Regions from separate parts of the Mus musculus genome. Here region 2 is linked to region 1. The links are chromatin loops, found by intact Hi-C in ENCODE. Cell type or tissue: heart. All regions are shown on one strand.

Region 1 (8,000 bases):
ACCAAATTTTAGCAATGCCCAGACGGGCCTGTTCACTGATGTATTATCTGTAGCTGTCTTCTCACTAGGACAGCTTCAGTGGTCATGACAGAGACCATATGTTCTAAATAGCCGGAAGAATTCACTCTCTAGCCTTTCACAGAAAATACATGCCAACCTCTGGCATGCCAACCTATGGTAAGTCAAGATGCCCTGGCCAAGCCCAGGGGCCAAGTCAAATAGATGAACATTTCAGGTAGTTGCTATCAAGAAAGCAAGGCAGGGTACCAGAGTAAAATGGAAGAGTAGACTGACAAGATACCTCTGAGGCAGTGACATCTGTGCTGGGCTTGAAAGGGAGCCAGCTGTGCCAGGATCTGGGGGACAGCACCCGGGAGGGGAACCATTAAACGAAAAGCCATCAAGTTGGAGCAGGCTGGCATCAGTCACAGTCCAGCAGAAAGCAGATGGCACAGAGGGGAGTCAGTGAGACCTAACGGGAGTGCTGACAGGAAGGAGAGCAAGGCATGGTAGAGCTGGCCATGCAGAAAGCCCAAGCCCCAGGCTCGGCAGGCATGCAGAGCTGAGGGTAGCAGTGGGCACTGGGCCTAGAATGACAAAGCAGCCAGGCACTTAGTAAGATGCAGACAATTTTGGGGTAGGAGCCATTGCAAGATGGTACAGCAGGTCCCAGAAGACTCCAGGAACTCACTGGCCAGGCAGCCTAGCTGACCCAGAGACCCTACCTTAAAGAAATAAGGACTAGAAGAATATGCCTGAGGTCCTCCTCTGACCTCCTCACGGGCAGGCCCACACCTGGAGATTTACAAAAAGGCATATGGCCTTACCACCTCTTTCAGTGATACTGCAGTATTTGCTAGCATCCTAAGCTCTGCTCCACAGTTACCTGGCAACAGCCAGGTATGCCTGACTCACTATAAAAGGGGCTGCTTGCCACCTCCTCTTTCGCTTGCTCTCTTGTCTTCTTGTTTTGCTCTGTCCCCTCTCCCCTTCCCTCCTCTCTCCACATGCTCATGGCTGGCCTCTACTCCTCTATTCTCATATTTCCCCCCCTCTCTCTTTCTCTCTCTCTGCCTTTCCCTGCCTCTACTACCCTACTATCATTGGTGCCAAAACCCGGAATTTAGAAACTCTGTAAGTTTACATCACCCCTGCTACAACATGGAGATCCACACTCTCTAGCCAAAATTTCAAAGAACTGGTAAGCCCCATGCCCCTACTGGTGAGAGTAAATGTCCACATGGCCCCAGGGGAGGGTTCTAGAGCTCAGCCCTGTGCTGCCTTTGAGGATGGGAGACATTCAGTCTTTCACTGAGCCTCGTTCTAGGACTCTTTCCCTTAGGTGAGACTTTTCTCTCTCCTTTTGAGACAGTTTCTTTCTTGTGGCTGAGAATCCCAGGCCACACAATGATGTGTTTATAAAAAGATAAAGAGAGAAGGAATATGTTCTATGGAGATGTGGTGAGGTATGGAGGAAGGGGGTGCCTCCGTGGGCCCATGCCAAGGCATCCCCCCTCCCCCAGTAAAGTATAGAATAGAGTTTATTCAAGGCATGGGAACGGGAGTTAAGAGGGTAATAGAGGCATAGAAAGGTAGAAAGAAAGAAAAGAGGAGTAGGGGCCAGCCATGAGCATGTGGAGAGAGAAGAAGAAGGGAATGAGGAGAGAAAGGGGAAGGGAAGCAGGGCAAGGGCAAGGGCAAGGGAGGAACAAGAGACCAAGAGGGCAAGCAACCCCTTTTATAGTGGGTCAGGCCTACCTGGCAACAGCCAGGTAACTGTGGGGCAGAGCTAACAGTATTATCTTTTCCACAGGGAAGTTTAATCTAAGACATTTGATGCCAAAGCCTTGAGAAGGACGTGGCAAGCCTCAGGGGGCTGCTCAGCACAGGGGCATTAATGGGCAGCAGCAGTTTGTGCCTCTGCTAGGAGAAGTGGTCAGATACACAGTGCACTGAGCCCCCATCTCTGAGGATGACAGGGGCAGAACTCAGCCAACTCCCTGAAGGACTCAACAGGCTGTGTACGCCTGGATGGTGGGAGGGGCATTAAGCTAAAGGATTAGCTTGGCTGGGAGTCTCACAAACCTGTGTAGATGCCAGCCATTGCTGGGAGCCAAGGAAGCCCTTTGTTAGTCAGGTGTCCTCTACCTGCAGTTCATTCTAGAGCTGCCCTGCGGAACATAAGCTATGAATCTCATTCTCCACTCTAACCACTCTCCACCAGCAGCAACTTGAGTGCACAGGCAAAGGAGCTATCCATCCCAAGGCCATAACAAGCCAACAATAAGAATACTATCACAATTGCAAGAGTGTCAGGAATCAGCAAAGCCAGGCCCATCTTCCCCCTATGTCCCCAATACAAATGAGGGAAACAGAAACAAAGACCCCCAAGCTCACACAGCAGGCGGTGAGGGAGTACACACTGCCTTCCCTCCATGTTCTTCCACCTTGCTGCCCACAGCCAACACACAGCTGGGCACAGTGTACATTTAAGAGGAGTCTGCAGTACCACCAAGGGACATAAAAATACTCCAGCAGAACATCTGGGAGGTCACATCTCTGGCACGAGGACAAGCAGTCCACTGAGGTGGCTCTCACTTGTACATCAGAGAACTCACATTTAACACGGACTGAGAGCAGTACCACAGGTACCACCATTCTCAGCCCAGAGAGTGAAGCACCAGGGCCAATCCTGGAGGCTTCTCAGAGGTGGTGTGATATTACAGCTGGCTCTTGAAAGACAGTCACGACCTACTCTCAGAACAAGGAGAAAGGACACATACAGCTAACCAGAGACGACTGACGGCGTTTTGGAGAACAGCCCTGGGTGCTGCTGCTTCTTCACCAGATACAGGCCAGAGAGCAGTGAAGCCTTGAGACAAGGGATACAGTCAGTGACAGGAGTCAGACCCTGGATCTTCACTTCCTAGCTCACACAATGAGCAAGTCTGGTAAGCTGCTTACTTTTCTCATCACTGTGACTAAAGAACAGACAAAGGCAATTTAAGGGAGGCAGGGTTTATGTGAGAGAACACAGACTGTCCTGACAGAAAAGGCCTGGCCAGCCCTGGCCAGCAGTGGCTCCTCAGCAGCAAAAGAAGTTAAGGGAGACCTGGGGGTGTGACTCGGGTACAGGGCTTGCCTAGCATGCATAAGGTCCCAGGTTCCATCCCAACACCAGAGCACCTGAGTATAACCCGCTCATGTCCTCATCCTAAACCTACCTGTGATTTCACACTGCTGTGTGAGGTCAGTTATAAATGCACTACTTACTTCCTGCCCTAAAACACCAGGAAGCCTCTTTGCTTCCTGCCTAATGGCTTTCTCCACAAAGCAGAAGAGATCAGACACCAAATAGGGCAGTCTAAAGGCCATTAGCACCCAAGTGACAATAGTCAATAGAAGACAAACAAAGTGATGGATTCCTGTCCTGCTGACTATCCCAAAGCACCCCATCCACCCACCAAGTCCACTCTCCCTCTCCCACCCCCCACCTGTCCACTCTAGCTCCCAAGTAAGGAGAACAGACTGAAATAGGGTTTACCTGCACAGCCCACCTAGAGGGCCACCCCACAACACTTAAAGGCCTCTGGGTTTTACCCACATTATCAGCTCTGGGGCCTGAGAAAGCCACAAGCAAACTTCTAACTCCCAGAGGGGCCTCCGCACGGGCTCTGCTCCTTTGTGGACTAGGTAGAGAGTGACTTCTGGAAGAAACTGATCACCTGGGCAGGTAGTCAATGATCACAAAGGCCTGAGTCAGCCTGCCTCAAAGACTGGCAGCTTTCTCTAACTAGCATGGGAGACAGCCAGGCTGTCCCTACACACAGGGATCCCAGCCAGGACCTGTGCTACATCTTGCTTCCCTGAGCTTCTTGATAACGCTGGAGGCCTGAAGAAACAGGGAGGGAAAGTGAGGCAATGGGACCATAGGGTTGCATGGGAATGAAGCAGGTCACCTCACAGAGGGGCCCCCTCACCACAGCACAGTCACCAGGATAGGTGATCCAGGACTGGTAATACTCCAGCAGGGGAGACTGGAGCAGTGGTTCTTAACCTTCCTAATGTTGCAAGCCCGGCTTGTACAGTAAGTACTTTTACCCACTAAACCATTTGACAACTTTCTTTTTTTTTTTTCTTTTTATTCTTCTTCTTTTCTATTCTTTTTTTTTTCCTTTGTCCTTTTTCCTTCTTATTTGTGGGGTCAGGGAGGGACAGAGTCTCCCACTGAGTCCAGAGTACATCAGTGCATCCAGACTTGCTGGCCAGTCCCAGGGATCCCCCTGTCTCTGCATCTCAGCTCTATTACAGATGGGTACTATATCCAGATTTCTATGTGGATACTTCATGTGTATGCAGCACGTACTCTGCTGCCGACCTGTCCCCGCATCCCCACCCCACCCAAGTCCTCGGCTTTTCTAATGAGCATCTCACTGCCCAGGAATGGGGCTGACCACCCACGCGAACAGATGTCCGGGTCTGTGGCTGAGGCAGGTCTCCTTCACCTGCTAATAACCATGTCCTGGGTTCACCTCATCCCTGTGCTTTCAGGGACACATTTTCTGGCTCTTAGCCGGAGCTGCCCCCTAGTGGCAGGCTAAGCTGTATTTCCATGCACAGACAGCCACAAAATTACACTATTACAATCCTTGAACCAAACACATTCCCTCCAGAGATTCAGTTCTCGCTTCTGATTAGCATAGTGCAACAAGCCGCAATCAGCCAGGGCAGGGATGGAAGTGGAGAGTGGGCTCAACAGGAGCTGGACTAGGAGAGACTGAGGGCAGGGCATGCAGCACAGAGAACGTATGAGGTAGGGTGGGCACAAGCCTCACTCAAGCGACACTCATGAGCTCCCCATGTGCTTGCCTGGGACATGCTCGGCTCTGGGTTCACACCCCGAGGATAAAGAAATAGCGACCAGGAACTAGCTAGGAGCTTTTTTGGTTGCTTTGTTTTTAAACCAGATAAACAGGACATGAAGTTAGCTATAACCACAGTAAGTGCTGCTGTCATGATTAGAATCTGCAGGTCTCCACGGCCTCTCTTTGTTTTGATTACATTTTCCCCAGCCTGTGGTGCAAGGTAGAAATGCTGGGAACTTGAAAGCTGGAGGATCTAGCTGGCAGCAGAGGCCCAAAGGGGGGCAGGTCCAGGTGCTGTCCACACTTCCTGGACCCTGACTTACCCGCTGCCATGCACATCCAGTCTTACCCTGTCTGCCATGATGCCTGGGACCCTCCAAACCCAGGGACTAGAGCACACCTGCTGTTTCCCTGGTCAGCAAGGAGAAAAATATCTGATACAACTGTAAAGAAAAGTCTGCTAGAACCAACTCTGCTCTGTTTTGGGACTTTGTGTGAACCAGAAAGCCACTTCCCATTTCAGAAGGAATAGGACAGCTGGCTCTAACAAAGCCACCCAGACCTGGAAGATCTCTCTTCATCCTCAGAAGCAAATGTGGAAGGGTTTCCCTCCCTTTGTGAGCAATTATACAGTAAGCACACTGTCAAATTTTCTATTAAAAATACTGAATTCTGGTGCTTTTTGAATTGTTATAAGGGGAAGCAGAGAAGAAGGGATCTCCAATTATTTATGTCAAAATCTGCAAAAATAAGAAATATTTTTATATCTAATTGTGTGTGACACTTTGCTAGAACATTCCCTAGTAAGAGCTCTCCTGGCAGCTCAAGCTTTTAGCTGGAGGAAGGAAGCCATGGCCACCAATCAAAGCTGAGGAGGCAGGAGGACAAGACGGCAACAGTCAGACAGCTCGCCTTCTGTCTGTCTCTCGGTCACACTGCCTGACTACATGAAACCACATTAAAACAATTGCAAAGCCACATTTAAACGTTCATTGTAAAGACTGAGAGCAAAATGCGACCCGCAGGAAGGAGCCTTGGGACTGCTGCGCTGCCATAGGGTAGGAGACTATGGAAACAGAGAGCGAGCAGAGAGGAGCTACAAAGGAGGCTCAGGAAGAACACACTCCAGCCTCAAAGATGAAGTCAGCAGCCTCTTTCAAAGTCGTCGTCCTTGACAGCAAACAGCCTTAAACATTCTAAGAAAGCACTGTACCATTGGCCTCCATTTTCACCCCACTCATTAGGGTCTTCCTTAAACCCTGACTAGTTTTCATATGTAACTGTGCTAGCAGGATGGCTCAGTAGGTTAGGATACTTGTCACCAAGCCTGATGACCTGAGCCAGAGCCTTGGGGTGCACATGGTAGAAGAAAAAAACTGATTCCAAGAAGTTATCCTCTGATCTCTACATTTGCACCACACATGCATGCACCACCATACATGTATGAACCACACATGCATGCACCACCATACACGTATGCACCACATATGCACGTATGACATGTACACCTGCAAATAAATAAGTATAATAAAACATTTCTCATTCAGCAAGGCTTGTTGGTACACACCTTTAATCCCAGTACTCAGCAGGCAGAGGCAGCCACATCTCTGTGAGTTCAAAGACAATTTGGTCTACATGATGACTTTCAGGACAACCAGAGCTATTTAATGAAACCATGTCTCAAAATTCATGTATCACCAATAATTTAAAGGCAACAACTTTGGTTGTTCTTTAGGTTCGAACCTGCAGAGTTCCCCACAAGCTCATGTTCTGAATTTTTATTTCCAGCTGGTGGTGCTGTTTTGGGAAAGCTATGGAATCTTTAAGAGGAAGAGCCAGGATGCTGGAAGGGAACTTTCAGGGGCAGCCTCTGAAAGTTCGAGCCCAGTTGTTCTCTGCTTCTTGGCCGCTGCCACAGGCTTTGCTGAGCAGACAGAGCTGGTTTGCCACTCCTCTCTGCCACACAACAATTCCCCGAACCTAAATACGCCTTTCTGCTTTTAAGCTCTCTGTCAGGGATTTGGCTAAAGAAATGCAAAAATAACTAATGTGGTTCTCTAGCCCTGCCCCCCCCCCAAAAAAAACAAAAACAAACAAAAAGCAGGCAAAGTCAGAGCAATGGCAAGTTAGGTAAAGGCAGTTACAACAGACAGGGTCACAGAGGTTTGGTTGGCCAGCTCATCTGAATGTGCTTGAGACAGTCCTCAACAAAAAGTCAAGCAGGAGGAAAAAATATTAAATTCTGGGGGCTAGGGATATACCTCCTTAGAAGAGAGCAGGCCCTAGTTTCAATACCAAGCATCCAGTACTCTCCAGGTATAAGAGAGAAAGAGAGAAAGATGAGAGGAGAGGAGAGGAGAGGAGAGGAGAGGAGAGGAGAGGAGAGGAGAGGAGAGGAGAGGAGAGGAGAGGAGAGGAGAGGAGAGGAGAGGAGAGGAGAGGAGAGGAGAGGAGAGGAGAGGGAGGAGAGGGAGGAGAGGGAAGAGGGAGAGGGAGAGGGAGAGGGAGAGGGAGAGGGAGAGGGAGAGGGAGAGGAGCCAAGTAGCTAGGTAGCCAAGAAAAGTCATCTTGGCCTGGGTCACGCTCCTCTAGAAGCCAAAGTCACATGCCCATTAGTAAGGAGGGAAATTGTCTGCCCTGCAGCATCCTCCATCCAACCTTTCCAATCACATCTCTTATGTGGCAGGTAATTCCTCCTGTAGATAAAGGAATCAAGATAAATTAGCCTCAATTTACACAAATTAACACAAATCACAGGCTGAGGCCCAGCCAGTGACCCAGGAAACAGCTACTTCTTCACAGCCTGGGGCCTCCTGACACTGTGACCTTAGCAATTACAAGGGAACAACTATGGCAGAAGATGTGCTCACTCATCAGCCACCATTTTGGCCATAACACCGTGCCACAGGGTCTGTGCGTCTAACGTTGTAGCACTGACTCCTGTGCTAAGACCTGACACTTCACAGCCCTAGGTAGCAAAGGCCTGAGGTACCTATGGATACACTCTGCCACCAGTGCAGACCTGGGCAAGAGCTGGCCCCTTATTTCCAGCCCTATACAAACACTTCACTCACATCTTGATCATAGGCATCTAACACAGACAACAGATCTTTTGGGGAGATAGAGCCTAATTCA
Region 2 (8,000 bases), 200 kb before region 1:
CTCAGCTCTGTGACCCCACAGTGTGAGCAGCAGGGTTCAAGTGGGTAAGAGCACCTGGGTGGGGTCTGGTCTTCTTTGGTCGTATCTCTGACTTCCAGCACTGTTTAGGAGACTCATCCATATTACTGCCCCTAAACACAGATCTTCAGTCTGGCGCTACCCGGTGCTCCACTGGATGAACGGACAACTTACACCTCCATTTTTCTGTGCACATGCTTGTTACAAGTGCTATCCTGCCTTATAACATGGTTTGGTAGTTTTTCCTCCACTAAATGACAAGAACTTAGTATATGTTTCTCCTTGCTGCAGAGTTTCAAACAGAAAAAGAGAAGACATTGAAACATGGCCCCAAGGCGGGACCTCCTCCCAAGCACAAAGTCTGTTTCATAAGTAAGTTAAACCATTCCCAGCTCCTTCTTTCTGTGATCTATATGGACTTTCAGCTCTAATTCAGCCTCGAAGTTCTTAAGCAATCACAATGCCAATTAAGATGTTTAGATGCCATTGGCCATAATGTGCAGACACCCAGTCTCTGGGCCCATCATAGAAGGCTGCTTAGTAAGACTCTTGATGCCTGGGAGTCCCTGTGTCCCACGTCAGAACATTGTCATCTCTGTTATATAACAATGTTCAAGAGATAAAACCTTTCTGCTCAATTAAATTATCATTTTCAATAAAATATATAAAATATATTTTATATAAATTTACACTTGAAGAGAGTAAGAGAAACAGCTAAACAAAAACCAAAGTCTTGTTCAAAACAGAGTAGGCAAACTGACCCTAGCAGGTCTCCCAGCCCAGTACTAGAAGTACAGCTCTGCATGTCTGAAGGAAAAAGGAAAGGGAGGTTCTATTGCAATATGGGATCAGATCAGATACACCTTGGCTCCTGGCTGCTGAGAAATACACTGTTATCCTTTCAAAATAGAATCTTTCCCATCATGCATCCAACCTGTAATTTGGACATATGTAACCCAAGTTTCACCTGTGCATGTGTGCTTATCTATTCATTTAATAAATATTTAGTGATCTGAACTGATCAAGGCCCTAGCGGGGAAAAAGCAGTGCTTAGAGACCATCCAGAGTCAATGAACAGTATCCAATCACATAAGCAAATTAAATGTGTCAGAAAGGACAAGCACTATAAAGAAGATAAGGCAAGTGGGAGGAGGTGGTGGGGACAACTTCTCAAACCTGGGAGTGTTTAGGAGAAGAGACAAGGGAAGAATGAAGGCCAAGATTCCAAAGGAATCAGAAAACTAAATGGGATTGTTGGTGCCCCAGGCTCTGCTAGACGCAGAGGAATAGCTAGGTTGGACACAGAATTTCCTCTCAACAATGAAGTGTCCCAAACTTTTCATGATTTTATTTTCTTTAACAGAGTCTGACATGTTGCCTTCTACTCTTGAAGCTGTGATTAGAGTTTTCTGATCAGAGCTGGAGAGATGACCCAAGTGCATAAAAGTGTTCATTCCTCAAGGCTAACAACCTGAGTTAGATCACTAGGCTCCAATGTAGTAAAAGACATATTCTATACAGTCATCCTCTGGCCTCTACAGGGGTGCTCCAGCATGCACGTGTACACACAGACAGACAGACACACAGAGACATACACACACCATGCACACATAAGAAATAACAACAAACAAAGGACTTTCTTGTCAGTGTTCCCAGAGTTCAAGTAAAGAACAGAAGTGATTTTTTTGACACTGGGAAGCATTTAGAAACCACTACAACTGCAGCTACTGCCATTGTCACCATCACCACCACCACCATCATCACCACCACCACCACCACCACCGCCACCATCATTATCATCATAGTCCCTCTTCTTTATTTTGGAGCTCTGTTGAGGGTTTTGTCTTTTACTGTGGATAGTAACGTTAAGTGCAGACCCCAAAGACCTGGAGTCTGCACGTAGACCCTGTGACCCTGCCCCCCAGTTAATTGTGATTAGTAAATAAAGATGACAATAGCCAACAGCTAGGCAGAAGAGACATAGGTGGGGTTTAGGTTTCCTGGGCTTAGGACCACGGGGAGGACGAACATGCAGAAGAGGAGGAGGAAGAAAAAGAAGCTGCCATGGGCTAAGGTCAAGAGAGTGTGGCCCCGAGGGCTGCCCAATTGGAGCTAAGAGCAGCCCAGATGGAACATAGTAAATAGTAGTAACTCGGGATTATCGATAGGGAAATAGAGTCTGACAGCACGGAGGGCTGTACATATGAAAGGCTTAGTGACCAGCACTGGCCTTATTCACATTTCCCCTGTCCTTTCTTCATAAATACATTAGTGCAAAGGTGACTACAGAAGAGGTGAATTTGGTGACACAACTCAGTCACTGAAACTTTCCACCAGATGACTTCCTTTTGCTAAGCCACATGCCTGTTTTTCCTTTGACTTCTTCTTCTAACTGAGGTGTTTAACACCTGTTTCTCTCCACACCTTTCCTGGGCTCCCTGCTCTGCACCTGTCCCCTGTCACTGAGCCAGCAGCACTCAGATGCTAGAGCTGAGATTCCTTCACCACTCCTGGACTATAAGCGTCACACCGTCCTTGAGGACATCAATCAGCATTGGACACATTTTCCACAGCCTTGTCTCTCTGCCCCTAGAAAACCGTTTCCACACGGCTGCCAAGTCAGGCTGCCCCTCCTAGCTCTAGACAGTAGAGCAGTCTGACAGTCACCACGGCTGGGAAGCCTGGCACAGAGCTTGGGACTCACAGTCTCTTGGGAGGAGGCTGCCAGCACAAGGAGATAACCTCTCAAGGTTAGGCCTGAAACGCTTTTCTATATCTAGGAGAGGCTGAGGCAGAGATGCAAAGCTTAGAGCAACAGCTCCACCTCTTCTGCCTCATTAAGAAACCAAGACTTTTGAAGCCCAGCTCCAAACAACAAAACCTAAAAGCTCCCAGCCCTCCTGGTCTAGTGTGGTGGCTCAGAGACTAACACGATGTGAAGGCCTCCTGAAGCTGGAACCATTCCAAAGGCAGACAACAGGGAAGCTCTCCCAAGCCAGAAGGCATCTATTCACCACCATGTGTCTACTTCTTCAAAACCAGAAATAAAATAATCATTACCCCTGTGCCACATGCCTCCGGGAAGCATTCATCACATAAATACAACCCCTAGGAGCTGACATCTGAGCAGCTGCAGGCTGCCGGAAGACAGTCCCTACACACTGCCTCCTGCAGGCTGCCGAGAGACAGACAGTCCCTACACACTGCCTCCTGCAGGCTGCCGAGAGACAGACAGTCCCTACACACTGTCCCCTGTAGGCTGCCGAGAGACAGACAGTCCCTACACACTGCCTCCTGCAGGCTGCCGAGAGACAGACAGTCCCTACACACTGCCTCCTGCAGGCTGCCGAGAGACAGACAGTCCCTACACACTGCCCCCTGCAGGCTGCCGAGAGACAGACAGTCCCTACACACTGTCCCCTGCAGGCTGCTGAGAGACAGACAGCAATGGGCAATTGGGCTGTGCAGCAATGGCACCAGCAGGTGAGAAGCTGCAGCATGATGGTACCTGTTCCAGAAGCATCAGTGTCCAGCTCCATTTTGCCAATATAGCAAGGAAAAAGACAGGCAGTTACTTGAATCCTGGCCTGAAGCCAGGGCAGCCCTGGTTCTTAATTCTTGACTGGAGAGGAAAGTGTGTCTGTGTGTTTACATGCTCATGTACACACGTATGTGTACATGTGCATATAGAAAACAGAAGATAACCAATAGTCAGCTGATGTTCCATCTCCCCCTTCCACACAGTCTCTCATAGGTGCAGAACTCATCAGGTAGGTGAGGCAAGTTGCCCAGCAAGCCCTGGGGACCTGTTTCCACCTCCTTAGCACTGGGATCATGATACACATAACACACCAGCATTTTCAGATGGATTCTCAGGGTGGAACTCAGGCCCTCAACACACCCATTCCCAACATACTCATCACCAACTAAGCTCCAGAAACATACTTTTGTCATAAGTGTAGGACGATTATACCATGCTGTGTCTACACAGACAACCCTGTGGGTACAGAGTAACTCAAACAGCAACTACACTAATTGTGAATGCCTGGGAGGAACATGCCTGCAACAACTCTACTAACTAGGTCCTCTCCATGCATGCAGAAGGCTCTACAGGTACTATTCTAGAAGTTTCTAACCACTCTGAGAAGACCTATCATGATGTTAAAGAGGACAACACTGTGAGTGCTGCACTTTGTACATTCACTGTTGTGTCCCCAGGACCCAGTACATGCCTAAAAAACAGAAGGTGTTTCTCTAACTTTTATATTCTTTATTTTTTATATATTATATATTATATTATATATTTTTTATTTTTATATATAAAAACTCCTGCTTTGGGGGCAGGAGAGATGGCTCAGCAGTTAAGAGCACTGCCTGCTCTTCCAGAGTTCCTGAGTTCAATTCCCAGCAACCACATGGTGGCTTGTAATGGGATCTGATGCTCTCTTCTGGTGTGTCTGAAGACAGTGACAGTGTACTCATATAAAAATAAAAGAATATATATTTTAAAATAAACCCCAAAACAGAACCTCTTGCTTGGCCTAAACTCTCATGCCTACCTAAGGTACAGAGTCTGTCTCCTTCAGTATGCAAAGATGATCGTGGGAAAGCCTGCTGAGAGCAGCTGATTTGTGGGCCTCCCCTTTTGTTGGGCTCCATGGAAACTAAACCATTCTGCTAACACTAGACAGGAAAACACCCAGGACAAGAAAGCCATTCCAGTCAGGGTAGGCCCTGTTACAAGCATTCAACAAAGTATGAATGAATCAGTGGAAAGAGTGGGCACCAGAGAGGACAGATAGGGAGTTTGGGAGATGAAGAGTTTGATAAAAAGACCAACTCTGATGGGGGCAGTGCATCAGACATACAAGGATAGGAGAAGTATAATCTAGGGTATGGTGTTAATAGAGACCCAGGCTCTTGATAGAACACTCCATCCACCCACCAATCTAACAAATGTGCAGCAACCCAGCCTGTGCTGGGCACTGGGGTCAATGGGAAAGAGCTGGCACACAACTGAACCTGAACATCAGCCATCTAAGTGGCCTCCTTGAAGGCTGCAGGCCCTGGCCCACATGATTGCATACATATTTAGTGTCTGAATCTAAAAGTCATGGAAAAGCCAGACCAGAAACCTAAACATAGTGGCTGTGCCCACTGTAGCTGGGCTACCTCAGCACAGGCTGAGAGGCTGTGGGTGCCATCTTTAACTGCTCTCAGCTGGGTGGAAACAGGTCTTTAGTCTCTAGTCTTGATGGATATAGGAGACACTTATCCTGAAAGTACCATGCCCACGTTGAGCCAGACCAATCATGGAACAGAGAGGCCTTTTCCACTGGTGTAGTGAGGTGAGGGATATTGACCTTCACTTGCACATCAAGATCTACTGCAGTCTGGCTGCTCAGTGGCACGACTAACAGTCCTCAGCAGCTTCACAGAAAATAGGAGCCTTGATGACACTGAGTTTGTAGAACTTACCGTGCTGCCTGGACCTTCTCCACTGGGTTACTTGTAAGTATCATTTGAAAGGGTTTCCTGTTCCTGCAGCCAACCCTAGTTCCAAATTCCAGCTCCCAAGGGAAGCCTCCCCTAGGGAGGACAATGAATTAAAGGAACTCACACTGCTTCTGTAGCCCTGCTCCCAGACTGCAGGTAGGTGCAGGGACTCTGGTGATGCTACTTGGCTATGGGTGCTATCTTCCAGCCACAGGACTATGAGCAGCATCTGTCCCTGGCCTCTCACTCTCCCTGGCCAGCAGTAGCAACTGCATCCGCCCCCAACCCAAATGCCAGTCTAAGTCGGGAGACATCAGACAAGCTTAGGCAGGTTTTTAAAATACTGCTCCTAGGCAGGGGGTGACTTCTGAGCTGACTGTAAGGAGGCCCCAAGTTTCAGGAATAGAAATGATAGCAAGCACAGAGAAAAGGTCCTGAACCACTGGACTTCAAGACCACGACCAAACAGAACAACTCCTCCCCATCCCACTCTACCAGCAAAAAGTTTCTATTAACAGCAAAATCCCAGCAACTGAAACCGTCTGGTGCGTGTTGTAGCTTGAGACTCCTTTGCTCTCCTCACCGGGTCAGTCCAGGGAACTGTGACATGTTTTCAGCAGTTGTAAACATGGCACTGAGAGGTACTTCTGCCTTAAAGTGAGGGCATCACCAAGTCAACAGACACTGATTAAAGCCTGGACAAGGACAAGTGTAGTTATTAAAAAATACACAGATGATTTTTAACAGTAGCAACTAGGTGATCCCAAAAGAAACCATCTTCCCTGCCTCCACACAACTACAGGCTACATTCCAGTCAACGCTAAGTTGGCTTTTAGGGAGGTCACCTTAATGAGGCTTCATTTCAGCTGGGAGTGACACACCCCAACAAATGGAAAATGACTCCTGAGCTATGTGCTTGAACATTTAGGGAACCGAGAAGACAGCACTTCTGACTGCCACCCTGCAGCCGGGATCCTTTTAGGTTTGTATCAGGGCACCAATTATGTACCAGAGTTGGTATTTGAATAGTCATCAGTGCTGTTTGGGGGGAATGTGGAACCTTTGCAGGCAGGAGGCATAGCTGGAGTGTCACTAGGAGTGCGACTCAGAAGGTCTTCTAGTCCTAGCCCTAGCCTGCCTGCCTGCCACAGCTGTTGAGTGAGCACTGCCAGCTCAGCTCCCTCCACCAAACACGAAGAGGCTCCAGCAGCCTCGACTGCCATGCCCCCTCCCTTCGATGCTGAATGACACCATCTAAGCCAGGAACCCAGGAAACCTTCCTCCCTTAAGTCGACTCTCTCAGGCATGTGGTCACGGCAGTGAGGAAAGTTAATGGATACAGCTCTGCTACCTCCTCCTTCCTCGTTCCTCGGGTGCCCTTGTGCCCCTCCTTGAAGTCCCTGCATTGCAGCCTCTTTCCCCTCAACAGACATGCTGCTGCAAAGCTGTCATTACTTCTCCTCACCCTGTGATCTCTCAGTGACAAGGCCATGTCCCCAACAGTGGTCGTCTATGCTTTTGATTCTCCTATATCTCCTATATCTCCCCTATATCTATTATTTAACAATTACACAAGCCCAAGCCCAACTTCCCAACCCAAGCATGTACTTAGCAAATGATCCCCAAAGTGTAACCACTCAAACAAAAGCACAGAACGAACAGTGCAGACAGTGATCTATCTCCACAACAAGCCGCTGTGTCAGCTCACGTCCTATCTGCCAGGTCACTGGCTTGACATGTATGTGCACAGCTCTACAGGGGGAAGGCTTTGGGGTGGGGGCAGAGGCAGTCAGAGGCAGCAGAGGACACTTCCATGCTACTGGGGATCTGATGCTACTAATCTACTGCATTTGATTTCCCTAAGTCTAATACCTACCCATGATATGTGTACACTTCTTACTGTAGCTGCTTACAGGGTGTGCCCTTAAGCTTTTGAAATCTGAATTGGAGCAGTGACTAAGTCTTCCTAAGCATGGATATGTTGAAAACTGTACCACTTGATGTCCAAGGAAGTCCCCCTCTACTCATTTCTCGTGGCCCTAGGGCTCAGCAGGTCCACATTCCAGTCACTGCTGTGCCCTCTGAGACTGTGAGGACGTTACATCACCAGTACCAGCTGCTATGCCAGCAAGGACAGTGAGTGGTGGGGAAATGAAAGAGTGGACAGAGACTTTGGAGGACTGTGGTCACAAGATTGCATAACCCAAACCAATCCGTGGCATCTGCCCACGAGGTAGGTATGTGGGTAGAGAGCGCCACAGGAAGGACAATGAGACCAACAAGGTCAGATCCTGATCCTGACCCGGTGGAAGTTCCTCAACCCATGGTTCACCACACTTCATCTGACACATGGGCCTGAGGTCAGAGCATGCATGAGATGGCAGTGACCATCAAGGCAGCACACCATCAACTGTCACCTCCTGCAAAATTTCCTGGGATCCTCAACCCTCCCCCCACAGACACCACCCTTCACCTGCAGCTGCCCA

The links. Peaks named below come from ENCODE experiments on the same cell type or tissue, not always from the same donor. Only the 100,000 strongest peaks of a DNase experiment are listed, where the experiment ranks them.
Region 2: a loop joins it to region 1, with 2.3 times the contacts of the local background. A loop is called at or near these places in 2 of 42 quality-filtered maps.

The regions. Positions count from the first base shown.
Region 1 is chr16:11,465,528-11,473,527 of GRCm38, reverse strand. All of the region lies in intron 13 of Snx29 (sorting nexin 29), which reads right to left. Among named protein-coding and RNA genes, the nearest start is that of Gm32100, 110 kb to the left of the region's middle. In heart, a CTCF peak has its summit at 4,603 (motif pointing left); a DNase peak (open chromatin) is centred at 4,537; H3K27ac peaks cover 929 bases.
Region 2 is chr16:11,665,786-11,673,785 of GRCm38, reverse strand. All of the region lies in intron 18 of Snx29 (sorting nexin 29), which reads right to left. Among named protein-coding and RNA genes, the nearest start is that of Gm32100, 86 kb to the right of the region's middle. In heart, a CTCF peak has its summit at 3,258 (motif pointing left); a DNase peak (open chromatin) is centred at 2,695.